Linked DNA regions of Homo sapiens: region 1 is linked to region 2. The links are chromatin contacts, found by Hi-C in ENCODE. All regions are on one chromosome and are shown on one strand. The core of a region is the stretch at or near the end of the contact, and the rest is flanking DNA. Distances in the headings are between cores, read along the strand shown. Region 1 holds the start of SREK1 (splicing regulatory glutamic acid and lysine rich protein 1). Region 2 holds the start of SLC30A5 (solute carrier family 30 member 5).

Region 1 (6,410 bases), core at 141-2,640, 2.9 Mb after region 2:
AAGGAACATGGATGTTCAATGTATTACTCTTTCAACTTTTCTGTATGCATGAAATATTCCAAAACAAAAAGCAGAGAAGAAAAACTTAAAAAGTAAATTTTAAATATCCACACAACTTTTATATAGTTATGCAACAGCACTGTTATAACCTGAGATAGAAAACTAAAGAAAAATAGGTCTAAATGCATCACTAGGAAATAAATCAAAATTTTTTTAAAGAAATAAATCTTGGGTAACAATTACCCCTTCCCTCAAAGGATTTTGATATAATGAACAAAAAACGGAGGATCTTAATACTGTAAGATCTACCATTAAAAAAGAAAAAAAGTTTGTGTGCAAGAATGTGAACAACCTACAAACCCCTTGCGAGTTTTCTAAATAATATCGTACGAGGGAAATTTTACCATTCCAAAATACACTATCTGGGAAGTGGCCGCGAGCTGTGAATGCCAGCCAAGATCTGGACTTTAAATGTATACGGGAGGGATAACCCTGCACCGACTTACACTTTTTCTGAAAGCTTTGGGACAGTGTGACCTTTCAGGAGGAAAATTTAATCTGCTGTCAAAAGGGCTAACAGACATGATCTTTGGGAACATGGATGCGCTCGGTTAGATAAACCAAAATGCTAAGTTTGTGCGACCGTCCTGGGAAACAAACACAGCCCCAGTTCCATCTTGTCACCAGCAGCAGGCTTTCTCGTCAGCAAAACGGCCTGACACCAAGGCCTTAAAAACTGGACTGTGGCTCAGGCGCGGTCTCCGCGATTTTCAGAGTGGAAAAACGCTCTGAGACGTTTGCCATGAGGGCTGTTCCGGGCCCACCTGCGGCCATCTTAAGTTCGGGGGGAAATAAGAGGGTGGGGGCACGGAATTCGAAGACCCAGCAGCGAACACAAGTCCCGGAGGCACAGAAAGGGCAACCATTCTAAATCCTTGGTAAGGGCTCCGTGCAGTAGTTAACCCCCCAAATCCGACTAAGGAGAGCAGGACGGCGGAACCCGGGTGCCCTAATCAAATATGGGCACCAAGGTAAGCCGGCGCGATCACGTGACATGCACCGCGCGCCCGCGTCCGCGCTCTCCTCCACGCCTCGGCTCCCGAGGTCTCTATGGCGCCCGCGCCCCTCCCCCAGCCGAGCTCCAGCACTTACTCCGGGGGGTAGAGCCGCAGCTCCTCGATTTCTCCTAGGAAGGAAAAAAGCGTCCGCATCTGCTCGCTGGTCACCGCCGACGACAGATTCGTCACCTGAATCACCGACGTGGGGGTGAGGCCGAAGCCTAAGCCCAAACCGAAGCCGCCGCCGCTGTTCATCCCGATCCCGCTGCCGTTGCCTTCCCGCTCCCCAACGTCTACGACGCGTCAGCGACGGAGCCGGGAAAGCGGAGAACGCGCGGCCGCGAGCGCGCTCCCGCTGGCGAATTCACAGCGCCGGGCAGATCTAGCCGCCCATTTCACAACTCCCCTGCTCCCGGGGCTGCGCGCGCCAGCCGGAAGCGTCGCCCCGGCAACCCGGCGGTTCTCGCGCGGCTGCGGCCTCCAGCTCCCGGGTCCCTGGGGCTGTTGCTGCTCGTTTCACCGCCTGGATTTTTATCGGTGTTTTTGTTTTCCCCAAAAGTCGATGAGAGTCTTGTGCTCATGTCTACCCGGTTCCTTCCGGTCTCGGATTGGGAAACCAAGCGGCCTGGCCTACTGGTGCGGGACTGTAAAGAAGGAATGACTCTTGGACAACACGGAAGAACACTTGACCAAACTATAGGGCAGCCTTATCACATACAGGCAGCACCCCAACTCCAACTATTTTTAAAAGTTGGCAGGCGTCCTAATTGTGAAAAAAACAAAATTTTACAAAATGCGTAGGTTCAGGTTGAATTAAGGAAAGAGGCAGTAAGATGAAGGCTGTGCAGGGGTTGTTTATAACCTGTTTTTAATTCCCTCGTTCCACAGGTGTTGATGTTTATTGAGTGCTATGTCCCAGGCACTATTAGGCAAGGGCACGTAACAGACAGTTAAAGACAGTTCACATAGAACTTGCAACCTAATGAGAGACAACAGTAGTGAGTCCATGGCAGCTGCTCCCAAAATGCCCTCCGCAGATCCCTAAGGGTACCGAGACCTTTTCAGTAAGTTGGCAAGGTCAAAACGATTTTCGTAATAATATTAAGAGTTTCTTGACCTTTTTCACTTTGTTGCCATTTGCACTGGTAACGTAAAAGATTAAACTGCTGACACCTTAGCAGCAATCAAGGCAGTGGCGCCAGTCTTGTACTGGTAGTTGCATTTTGTATTCTTCACATCATACAACATTTAAGGTTTTAAAGTATGCTAGTTTCACTTTAAAAATGTCCTTCACAAATAACTAAAAATTGTATTTTTTTTTCAAATCCATCCTTGCTTACACGTCTTTTAAAGAATATGTGTGAAAAAATGGAAACTACTGCCGCTACATGCCCAAGTGAAATGGTTGTCTCCGGAAAAAGCACTAGTGTAATTCTTTGAATTTTCACCTAAAAATACAAATTTTATTACACTTGTATCCACCAGCTTGAGCTTGACAGCTTGCCAGTACTTAAAGACTTTTCTAGTAAAAGAAGCATTATATTAACAATTTATTTTTGACTATATAATGAAATATGTCAACATTTTTGTGATCTTTACAACTTAGTGGACACCTATTTTTCAAATGGCCAGTGGGTGCCATTACAAAGGCAAAAAGCCTCTGGTATGTGCAAGATAGATTGATGGATTTCAGTGCTTAATTGATGTGGTTTCAGATTCAGTCCACACTGCAATGAAGGCTAAGAAACTACCACATGTAAGTTTGGTACCGTATCAAAGAATAATATCTAGAACTATCTGGAAAGGCTATAAAGTAGTTTTCCCTTTTCCAACACCTTATCTTTATGAGATCAGATTTCCCTCATATATTTCAACCAAAACATATCACAACAGATCGAATACACAGAAAACTCATGATCACAAAGAAGGAAACGTCAGTCACTGTGGTCTACTTGAGGGTGGAGGGTGGAAGGAGGGAGAGGAGCAGAAAAAATTATTGAGCACTGGGCTTAATACCTGGATGATGAAATAATCTGTACAACAAACCCCCATGACATGAATTTATCTATGTAACAAACCTTCACATGTACCCCTGGACCTACAATAAAAGTTGGAAAAAAATAAAGAATACATAGATAGGAGAATTCAGCTGTCTTCTATTAAAGCAGACATTAAAAAGGTTTGAAAAATGTAAAACAATGCCACTCTTCTCACCAATTTTTTGGAAAAATATTTTATCATAAAAATGCATCATTTTGCCTTCAATCTCGGTTTCTAAGAAAAAAATGCGTCATTTCTATTAACATAATGGGCTTATAATTATTTTTAAATGAATCTCAAAATACCAAATTTCTCAGGTTTAATTTATAATGTGGATAGTAATAAAAGCATTTTACAGTCCTTAATAATCTTTAAGAATGTAAAGGGACTCAAGACCAAAATGTTTGAGAATTATTATTACCATAGGTATAAGCATGGAGGAATTCAGAGCACACAGGAGGGCCTCTTAAACTTAGTTCTAATGGAATACTTCCCAGAAGAAATATTGCTTAAGCTGAATATTGAACAAATAGGAATTACCCAGGCAAGGAGGGAAGGAGGAGCAGTGAAGGGCATTCCAGACTGAGCATGTAGAATATGCAAAGGCAGGGTTAAGGTAAAAGAGAGCTCGAGTGAGGTACAGAAGATTCAAAGTCTGTTATTGCTGGGCTGAAAATGACTAGAGATGCATGCAAAGGAATAAGCCTTTATGAAGGGTATTATTTGTCATGGTAGAGATTACTTTATCATAAGCTGGGAGCCACTGAAGACCTCGGAGCTGAAGAGTGACCCTGATCAGATTCATGTTCTAAAATGACTGGCTATGTGCGGTGGCATATGCCTGTAATCCCAGGATTTGGGGAGACTAGGGCAGGAGGATTGCTTGAGCCCAGAAGTTTGAGACCAGCCTGGGCAACATGGAGAGACCCCGTTTCTACCAAACAATAACAACAAAAAAGTAGCCAGGCATGGTGGTGCATGCTTGTAGTCCCAGCTACTGGGGAGGCTGAGACGGGAGGACTGCTTGAGCCTGGGGGTTCGAGGCTACAGTGAAAATGAGTTGTGATTGTGCCACTGCACTCCAGCCTGAGTGACAGAGTAAGACCCTGTCTCAAAAAAGAAAGGAAGGAAGGAAGGAAAGAAAGAAAGTGATGACTGTCACTGCAACCTGGAGATACATTGGAAAGGGTTCAGACTAGAGGCAAAGAAACTGGGTAGGTTATTGCAATAATCTGAATAAGCTATAATGAGGTCATGAACAAAGGTAAGAGGTGGTAGTAATGGAAAGCAAGGAACAGCCCCAAATTTGAGAATCACTGAACTCATTTGAAGATAAAAGGAATAAAAGCTGTCCACTCAGAAAAATATATATGGACATAAACTCACTTTTAGCTACAATTACTGATGCTTTCTGGTCCTCCTGAAGTCCAACCATAGATCTCTCGGATTAACAACTAGTTTTGAACAATTCTCAGACTTTAGTGTGCATCAGAATCAGCCCGTGGGCATGTTACAACAAATTGCTGGTCCCATCCCCAGAGTTTCTAGTTCAATAAGTCTGGAGTGGGGCCTGAAATTTTAATTTCTAACAAGTTCCCAGGTGAGCTCCTTCTTGTGGTCTGCAAACCCCATGTTGAGAACCACTGGTTTAGAAGGTTGTAAAAGCAGTATTCTTAATGGACTTAATCTACTCTTAATAGTAAAGCAGAAGGAGGAGTTTAGATTTATGTCTTGGAGAATTAAGTAAACAGTGTCATAATTTAGGTCCAAAAATATGAAGGAAGAGCAGCTTTGGGAGGAAAGAGCAGAAAATATTGAGATCCCTTATGGACAACATTCTGAAATGAAATTTAGGAAAAATGTCTAGAACTAAGATATAGCACTTGACTTAAGATTGGGAGGAGATATAGATACACCAGGAATGTTTGTAGCAGGAAAAGTGCTGTGGACAACATTAAACAGACAAATACAACAAATAGCCAAAAAAAAAAAATCAAGCCCCAAGGAAAACTGGGAGGGAGGATAGTCACAAAATTTAAAGGAAGAAAAAGGTTTTGGCTCTAGGGGGTATTGTTGTTTTTGTTGTTGTTGTTATAGAGATGAGGTCTCACTATGCTGCCCAGGCTGGTTTCAAACTCTTTCGTGTGGAGAAGAGGTAACAGTATCCCTCTATAAATCTCTCAGGGAAACTTACCAAACCTGGGCCTGTTCCAGCCCTGCCACTCTGGCCAATGTGACTGTTCTACCATGGACTTCTGAGATACATTTTAAAATTCCAACCTCCATGCCATGTTCTGCTTCCAAACTCTGTAATCATTCTCACGGCTCCAATTTTCAGCTATTTCTTTATCTCCAGGCCTCTTGATTTCATCTGCATGCTAACCCAACACCTTCAAATACAACATCATAGGAATAGTGATGGCAAAGTTTCAGTGAAAAAAATAAAAAGAGCTCCTCACAAGGAGGCTCAGGCCCATAAGAGCCAACCAGAAACCAAAAATTCAAAAAAGTAAACCCCAGTAAATACAGCAACAGAAAAAACCAAGAGAAAGATGTACATGATAGATTTTAGGTACTTACTAGACTGAGAACCAGGAGGTGACTTTGGAGAGAGCAGTTCTGGGGTGTACAGGGACAGGAAGAGAATGCTAGAGCTGGGAAAGTATATAAGATAAGTGTGGGATGTACTTACAAGAAGAGGCTTTGATGACTGTTAGTCTTCTTGTTTTGGTTTTGAATGAGTGGGATCTGCTATGAATCTACTCTATGGAATCTGAAAGGAAATTTTGACAGTAGAGAATAATTTAGGAGTAATTTCAGGTAAGGAAAGATCTGTAAGTAGTCTTATGTTTGAAAGAGGAGTGCTGATTATATTCTTAAGAAGAAAGCTAAATAGGTTGTCCTAGAAATAATCAGAAAAAGAGTGAGAACTGTGCATACATAAGTGTGCGTGTGTGTGTGTGCATGCACATGTGTAATGTGTTTTGGAGTAGTACTCTTCCAAAACTGAAGCAGAAACTCTTAGTCTCCTCCTGTGCTAAACCACGTGACCTTTGCCTTTCAGGATCCAGAACTCTCAATTCATGATGTCTCTAGTGGGCTAGCTCTGGAACCTTATCATTGGCATTACTTTCTACTACTAAAGAAATGACTCTAACTTAAACTGAAAAAAAGTGTACACAATGATGGCCAGGGTATTTCATGGAGTGGAAGAAATAATTGTACAACCAAATCTTGATTTGGGATGTGACTAAGGCATGTTTAGAAACCTTAACAGTCTTTGACTACACAAAAGAAAACAAAATATATTAC
Region 2 (6,353 bases), core at 829-3,328:
ATTTAAGTGATATGCTTTTTTTTGAGACAGAGTCTCGCTCTGTCACCCAGGCTGGAGTGCAGTGGTGCGATCTCGGCTCACTGCAACCTCTGCCTCCTGGGTTCAAGCCATTCTCCTGCCTCAACTTCCTGAGTGGCTGGGATTACAGGCGCATACCACGTCCAACTAATTTTTTTTTTTTTTTTGGTATTTTTAGTAGAGATGGGGTCTCACCATGTTGGCCAGGCTGGTCTCGAACCCCTGACCTCAGATGATCCACCTGCCTTGGCCTCCCAAAGTGTTGGGATTACAGGTGTGAGCCACTGCGACCGGCCTGATATGAAACTTTTATTTAATCTACTGTCCATAGTCCAGTTTTGTCAATTGACCCAGTAACATCCTTTAAAGCACTTTTCCCCTACTACCAAATCAGACCAGAATTGCCTATTGCATTTAGTTGTCATGTCTCAAGAATTAACATCTGATATGCTGTTATTTACAAAATGAGATGCTCAAAATAGATTAGAAAATTAAATTTATGCTACAAAAATGCAGTTGGTTTAAGTTCTGTCCTATGTGGTGTTCTTCCCTTTTCATAACAAATGCTTATGTTGGGCGGGCGCGGTGGCTCATGCCTGTAATCCCGGCACTTTGGAAGACCGAGGCAGGCCGATCACGAGGTCGGGAGCTCAAGACCAGCCACACCAACATGGAGAAACCTCGTCTCTACTAAAAATACAAAACATTAGCCAGGCGTGGTGGAGTATGTCTATAATCCCAGCTCCTCGGGAGGCTGAGGCAGGAGAATCTTTTGAACCCGGGAAGCGGAGGTTGTCGTGAGCCGAGATCGCGCCATTGCACTCCAGCCTGGGAACAAGAGCGAAACTCCGTCTCAAAAAAAAAAAAAAAAAAAAAAGTTACGTTATAATGCTATTACTACAGTTCTAAAGAATTTATCACATTTATCACTTTCTTTAAATATCAAAGAAGTATTTATTCCAGAATGGGAAGAACTCGTTAAAAATGGAGGCAAAGAACACCAGTTCCAGCCAAATTGCAGGGCTGTATTTTGTGCATTTTCGACACTATCTCAGAACTTAGGAAGGATACACTAGAAAGTGGTCGCTGCACCTGTTGGTCCCTTACTTTTCGGGTTGGTGGGAGAATTGAAGAGAGGAAGTGGGAATTTTCACTTTTTACTCTATGAATTGCTTTGCTGTTTAGATTTTTTTTTGACAACGAGGACACATTTCTTATTTAAGAACAAAATAAAAAAAGAAAACGGGGCTGGACCCTCGATGTGCTCAGTTAATCTGAACATCCAAGTTCCCCTGAACATCCAAGTTCACGTATGTACTTTGGTTTCGTCGCCTGAAGAGAGCTGATGGTGACACCTTCCCCTAATTTATGCAGGGAAACGTCAGAAAGGTTAAGTAGTCGCCAGACTATTTCAGGGAGAAACAGCCAAGAGAAAGGCTTCTCACAGATCAGAAAAACCTCTCACGTGAACTGGCGGGCAGTTCTAAGACTGACTGTCTGCCTTGTAACCCAGAAATTCAAGCAGAAGCTTTTTGGCTTTAGCGCCTTCCTTCTGCAGCAGGCACCCGAAGAGCCCGGGGAGCCCGGAGGCAGCCTGCGCGCAGGGAGGCAGGCAGGGGGAGAGGGCGCGCCGACCCCGGGACGTCCCGGGCTGTCAGCGGAGACCGGAGGGAGGCCGGAGAAAGTGCATCCTGAGCGACCCGGCCGGTCGCTGCCTTCCGGATCGGTCCCTTACCGAGCGCTGGGTACGTCCACCGGCCCAAGGCCGCCGCCGCCGCCGGGGCCGGCCAGCACGTCCCCGCCGTATTTCTCCTCCATCCCGGGGCTCACGAGCCGCCGCCGCTGCCCCTGTCGCGGGGTCTCCTCATGTCTCGCCGCTGCCGCGGAACAGCGGGTGCAGGCGCGTCACTCCCCCATGGCAGAGACCCCGTCGGGCTCCTGCAGGCCGGGCCGCCACTGCCGCCGTCGCCGGCTCCGGCTCACTAGCACACACGCGTCGGGACTAGGCCGCGATCAGTTCCGGCGGCGCCAGGTTCCCGGGAAGCAGCGGCGGTAGGGACGTTGCCAAGCCACGTCATCAGGCCCAGCAACCCTCACTCCCGGGGGAGTGCCCAGCCTTGCGTCTGCGCAAGCAGAACACTCGCCTTTCCTCGTCCCTTAGGCTCCTCCCGCCACGTTGTGTCGCATTGAAGCTCCGCCTCCTATCAGCCTCTCCGGGTGGCGCTCCCTGTGCACTTACCTGTCCCTACAGTGCCACCTATGGGCCGTCAGAAGTACAGCGGATTCCTGTAGGGCAGAGGGGGAGGGCGTGGAAAATGTACAGCGTGTGTGATTAAACAAAGCTCACCAATCTTTTCCTCTGCGTTAGGGATTCTTTTTTTTTTTGTTTTGAGATGGAGTTTCGCTCCTGTTGCCCAGGCTGGAGTGCAATGGCGCGATCTCGGCTCACGGCAACTTCCACCTCCCAGGTTCAAGCGATTCTCCTGCCTCAGTCTCCCAAGTAGCTGGGATTACAGGCATGTGCCACCACACCTGGCTAATTTTGTATTTTTAGTAGAGACGGGGTTTCTCCATGTTGGTCAGGCTGGTCTCGAACTCCTGACCTCAGGTGATCCACCCACCTCGGCCTCCCAAAGTGCTGCGATTACAGGAGTGAGCCACCGCACTCGGCCTAGAGATTCTTAATCTAGGTTAACATACCCTCTGCCTCTAAGTTTTTGTGAGTATGGATCATTTTTGTGATGAGAAGGCCCGAAGTCTTAAAAGTTCACGTGCCCTTCCCCCAACCAGAGATAACTATTTTTGAAGCTGTAGAGAATCAATTACAAATAGTGGTACGGCCATTTCTTTTGAACAATGCCTTTGATGGACTTTGGAGAGGAGAAACTAGTATTGACCAAAATTTGCCTCCTCAGCAAACTATCCCAGGGCAATTTTCTAGGAGTGACCACGTGCGAAACTTCATGGCCTTCTCTCCTACTCCTAAGGGAACCTAAAGGCAATTTCCAGATTTCTAAAGAAACATTCTTATCCTGGGCAACATGGCAAAACCCTGTCTCTATCAAAAATACAAAAACAATTAGCCAGGCGTGGCATATGCCTGTGGTCCCAGCCACTCAGGAGGGAGAGGCGGAAGGATCGCTTGAACGTGGGAGGTCAAGGTTGCAATAAGGCATGATCATGCTACTGTGCTCCAGCCTGGGCAACAGAGCAAGACCGTCTCTGGAAAAAAAAAAAAAAAGAAAGAAAAAGAAAGGATTCTTCTTTGCCACAGGGAGCCTGGGGTCATCTATCAAATAAAGTAACGGAGGAAGGTGACTGCTTTTGTGGCTTTTTGTGTGGGGCCTGGAGTACTGGTAACCGTTGTTGCTAGAGGCCCTGGAATCCAACTGTGTGAGGACAGAACATAGGAGAAGGAAGAGGATTTTGTTAAGTGTTGCTGCAAACTGTTTTGTCTCCTTTTTGAAAAGGAAAGCGTTGATTTTCTTTAAATTCTGCCTGTGAAACTGTGTAATCCAGGCACATCTGTAAAAACAGGTCAGGTAGTGTTACCTGAAAAGGGGGTCCCCATCCAGACCCCAGGAGAGCTTGGATCTCACGCAAGAAAGAATTCGAGGCAAGTCCATACAGTAAAGTGAAAGCAAGTTTATTAAAAAAGTAAAGGAATAAAAGAATGGCTACTCCATAGGCAGAGGGCACAGTGGCTCATGCCTGTAATCCCAGCAGTTGGGAGGCTGAGGCGGGTGGATCACCTGAGGTCAGGAGTTTGAGACCAGCCTGACCAACATGGCGAAACCCTGTCTCTACTAAAAATACAAAATTAGTCGGGTGGGGTGGTGCATGCCTGTACTCCCAGCTACTCGGGAGGCTGAGGAGGAGAATGGCTTGAACCCGGAGATGGAGGTTGCAGTGAGCCAAGATCGCGCCATTGCACTCCAGCCTGGGCAACAAGAGTGAAACTCCGTCTCAAAAAAAAAAAAATAATAATAGTAATAAGAATGCCCAACCTCCTGGGAATGCAGCCGAGTAAGTCTCCCCCTTGTTTTACCCAGCCCCTATTCAAGATGGAGGCACTCTGGGTCAAACGCCTCTGACAAGTAGGACTGGGTATTATAAAGGTTATTTTTCTGTTGCTAAAAATTTAGGAATGTGGGTTCCTGTGTCAGTCTTGGTTTGAATCCCAACTCTGCCACTTAGTAATTGTGGGATCTTGGGTCAGTTAGTTGGCCTTTCTGCGCCACAGTTTTTTTTTTATATGCAAAGTAGGAATAGTAATATTTATATTGTAGGGTTGTTGGGAGGATTATACATGTGTTAATAAGTGAAAAGTCTCTAGAACTTGCTAGGTTTTGAAGGGAACAGGAGGGTTAAAGAAAGACACACACACACACACACACACACACACACACACACACACACACACACAGAAAGAGGGCGGCTCGACAGTAAATGCAGGCTTTATGTCCAGCATAAAACCTACAGATGTGGGGGACCAGCTTAATGCCAGAGCCCACCACTGCTTATAGGCTGGGGGTATTTATAGGTATGGGCGGTAAGGGTCTGGGCAGTATGGCTTGCTGCCTGGCAGGATATTGATAAGATGTTCCTGTGATGAGGCAGTTCTGGCCCTTGTTCTGGCAGATGTCATCATGGTATTCCTTGGAACTTTGCCCAGCAAGATATGATAGGGATGTTTCTTTATTTGGGCCTTTGTCTGCCTTGTGGTCAAGTGGTTAGACAGGATGTTTCTTACAGCCCCGAACCCCTGTGAAATGTTTCACTTTGACCAAGGTCTGCAAAATTAGTGGGGAGCTTACAAAATGGTGCAGTTTGGACTAACAGAACTGTTGTCAGAGGCGTTTGAACCGGGGCAACTCCATCTTGAATAGGAGCTGGGTAAAATAAGGCTGAGACCTACTGGGCTGTATTCCCAGACAGTTAAGACATTCTAAGAGATGTCTATGGGGGTAGCCATTCTTTATTCTTTATTCCTTTACTTTCCTAATAAACTTGCTTTCACTTTATGGACTTGCCCTGAATTTTTTTTTTATTTGGACACGGAGTTTTGCTCTTGTTGCCCAGGCTGGAGTGCAATGGCATGATCTCGGCTCACTGCAACCTCCACCTCCCAGGTTCAAGCGATTCTCCTACCTCAGCCTCCCCAGTAGCTGGGACTACAGGCATGCGCCACCACACCCAGCTAATTTTGTATTTTTAGTAGAGACAGGGTTTCTCCATGTTGGTCAGGCTGGTCTCGAACTCCTGATCTTGGGTGATCCACCTGCCTCGGCCTCCCAAAGTGCTGGGATTACAGGCGTGAGCCACCAAGCCTGGCCCTGAATTCTTTCTTTCATGAGCTCCAAGAACCCTGTCTTGAGGTCTGGATCTGGACCCCTTTCCTGTAGCACTATGAATAGTATAAAATGTCACTCAATAGATGTTAAATATTATTATTACTCTGGGAAATTTGGGGATGATTTGGAGATGAAAATCGGGTTTTGAGCAGTATAAATTATAATTAATTTACAATACTCTAATTTGAATACACACAAAGACCTTTAGTAGCATAAAAAAAAACGAGGTATCACAGTCTGTCTACTGGAACTTTATTGTTGAAACCACCTTTGCAAAATTATAACAGTGAGAAAATTATGGCAAAAGAGATCTGATCTAATCAAACCCTGTCTTGCCTTTAGCTTTCAAACTGCCCTTAATCATTCTTGGGCTTGGGCCAAGCTAACTTTGGGAGACATTTATAGTTTAAATGATAATGGCCCTTCCCCCAAACTCAATTACCTTTGTAAAGCTATTGAGAGACCATCAGGCTAGGAGAATGAGAGGAGCCTGAATTCTGCTAAGGCGTAGACATCAAGGAGCGCTAGACAGTATTCCAGAGGTCACAACTTACCTAATTACTCCTGCAGATAACATCACTCTTGTAGAACCTAAGATTGGCCTTTTGAGACATCTTTTCAGTTTTTTTTCTGTTTTTTTTTTTTTTTTTTTTTTTTTGTGTGGCATATCTGAAGACTGATGGGTCCAGATGGACCATAGCTCCACCTGGATCCAACTACCACTTCTGTGGCCCCACCCAGAAGTCATTAATAGCAATAAGTTAGGAAGGGAATGTGGCTCTTTTAATTGGGAAAAAGGCTATATGACTGAAAATAAGTACATTTGTCATGAATTAGGACTGTGTGGAAATAAATGTGGATACTGGTCTTGTGTCATTTGGGCCACTTGGATAAAAAATAAAAAGGATCCAGTCCACCTTCAAAAAGGAAAAAATGGCCCTTACTTTACTGAGGGACAATGTAACCCCTTAGAGCTAGTAA

What was found. Hi-C counts contacts between places; a loop is a spot of excess contacts on that map. Pooled maps may share reads with other maps.
Region 1: a map of CD8-positive, alpha-beta T cell shows a loop between it and region 2 (3-fold over the local background). The contact joins the promoter of SREK1 here to the promoter of SLC30A5 in region 2. A Hi-C loop is called at or near these places in 2 of 168 maps with a recorded cell type or tissue (CD4-positive, alpha-beta T cell and CD8-positive, alpha-beta T cell) and 9 of 50 pooled maps.

Annotation. Positions count from the first base shown.
Region 1 is chr5:66,139,280-66,145,689 of GRCh38, reverse strand. SREK1 (splicing regulatory glutamic acid and lysine rich protein 1) reads right to left here and starts at 1,390. Exons shown (of 12, transcript NM_001077199.3): 1 at 1,153-1,390. The coding sequence starts at 1,313. RefSeq lists enhancers at 650-699, 760-819, 1,080-1,359 and a silencer at 1,540-1,609.
Region 2 is chr5:69,089,739-69,096,091 of GRCh38, reverse strand. It overlaps SLC30A5 (solute carrier family 30 member 5), which reads right to left and starts at 2,078. Exons shown (of 16, transcript NM_022902.5): 1 at 1,754-2,078. The coding sequence starts at 1,836. RefSeq lists silencers at 1,296-1,590, 1,636-1,925, 2,256-2,365 and an enhancer at 2,056-2,155.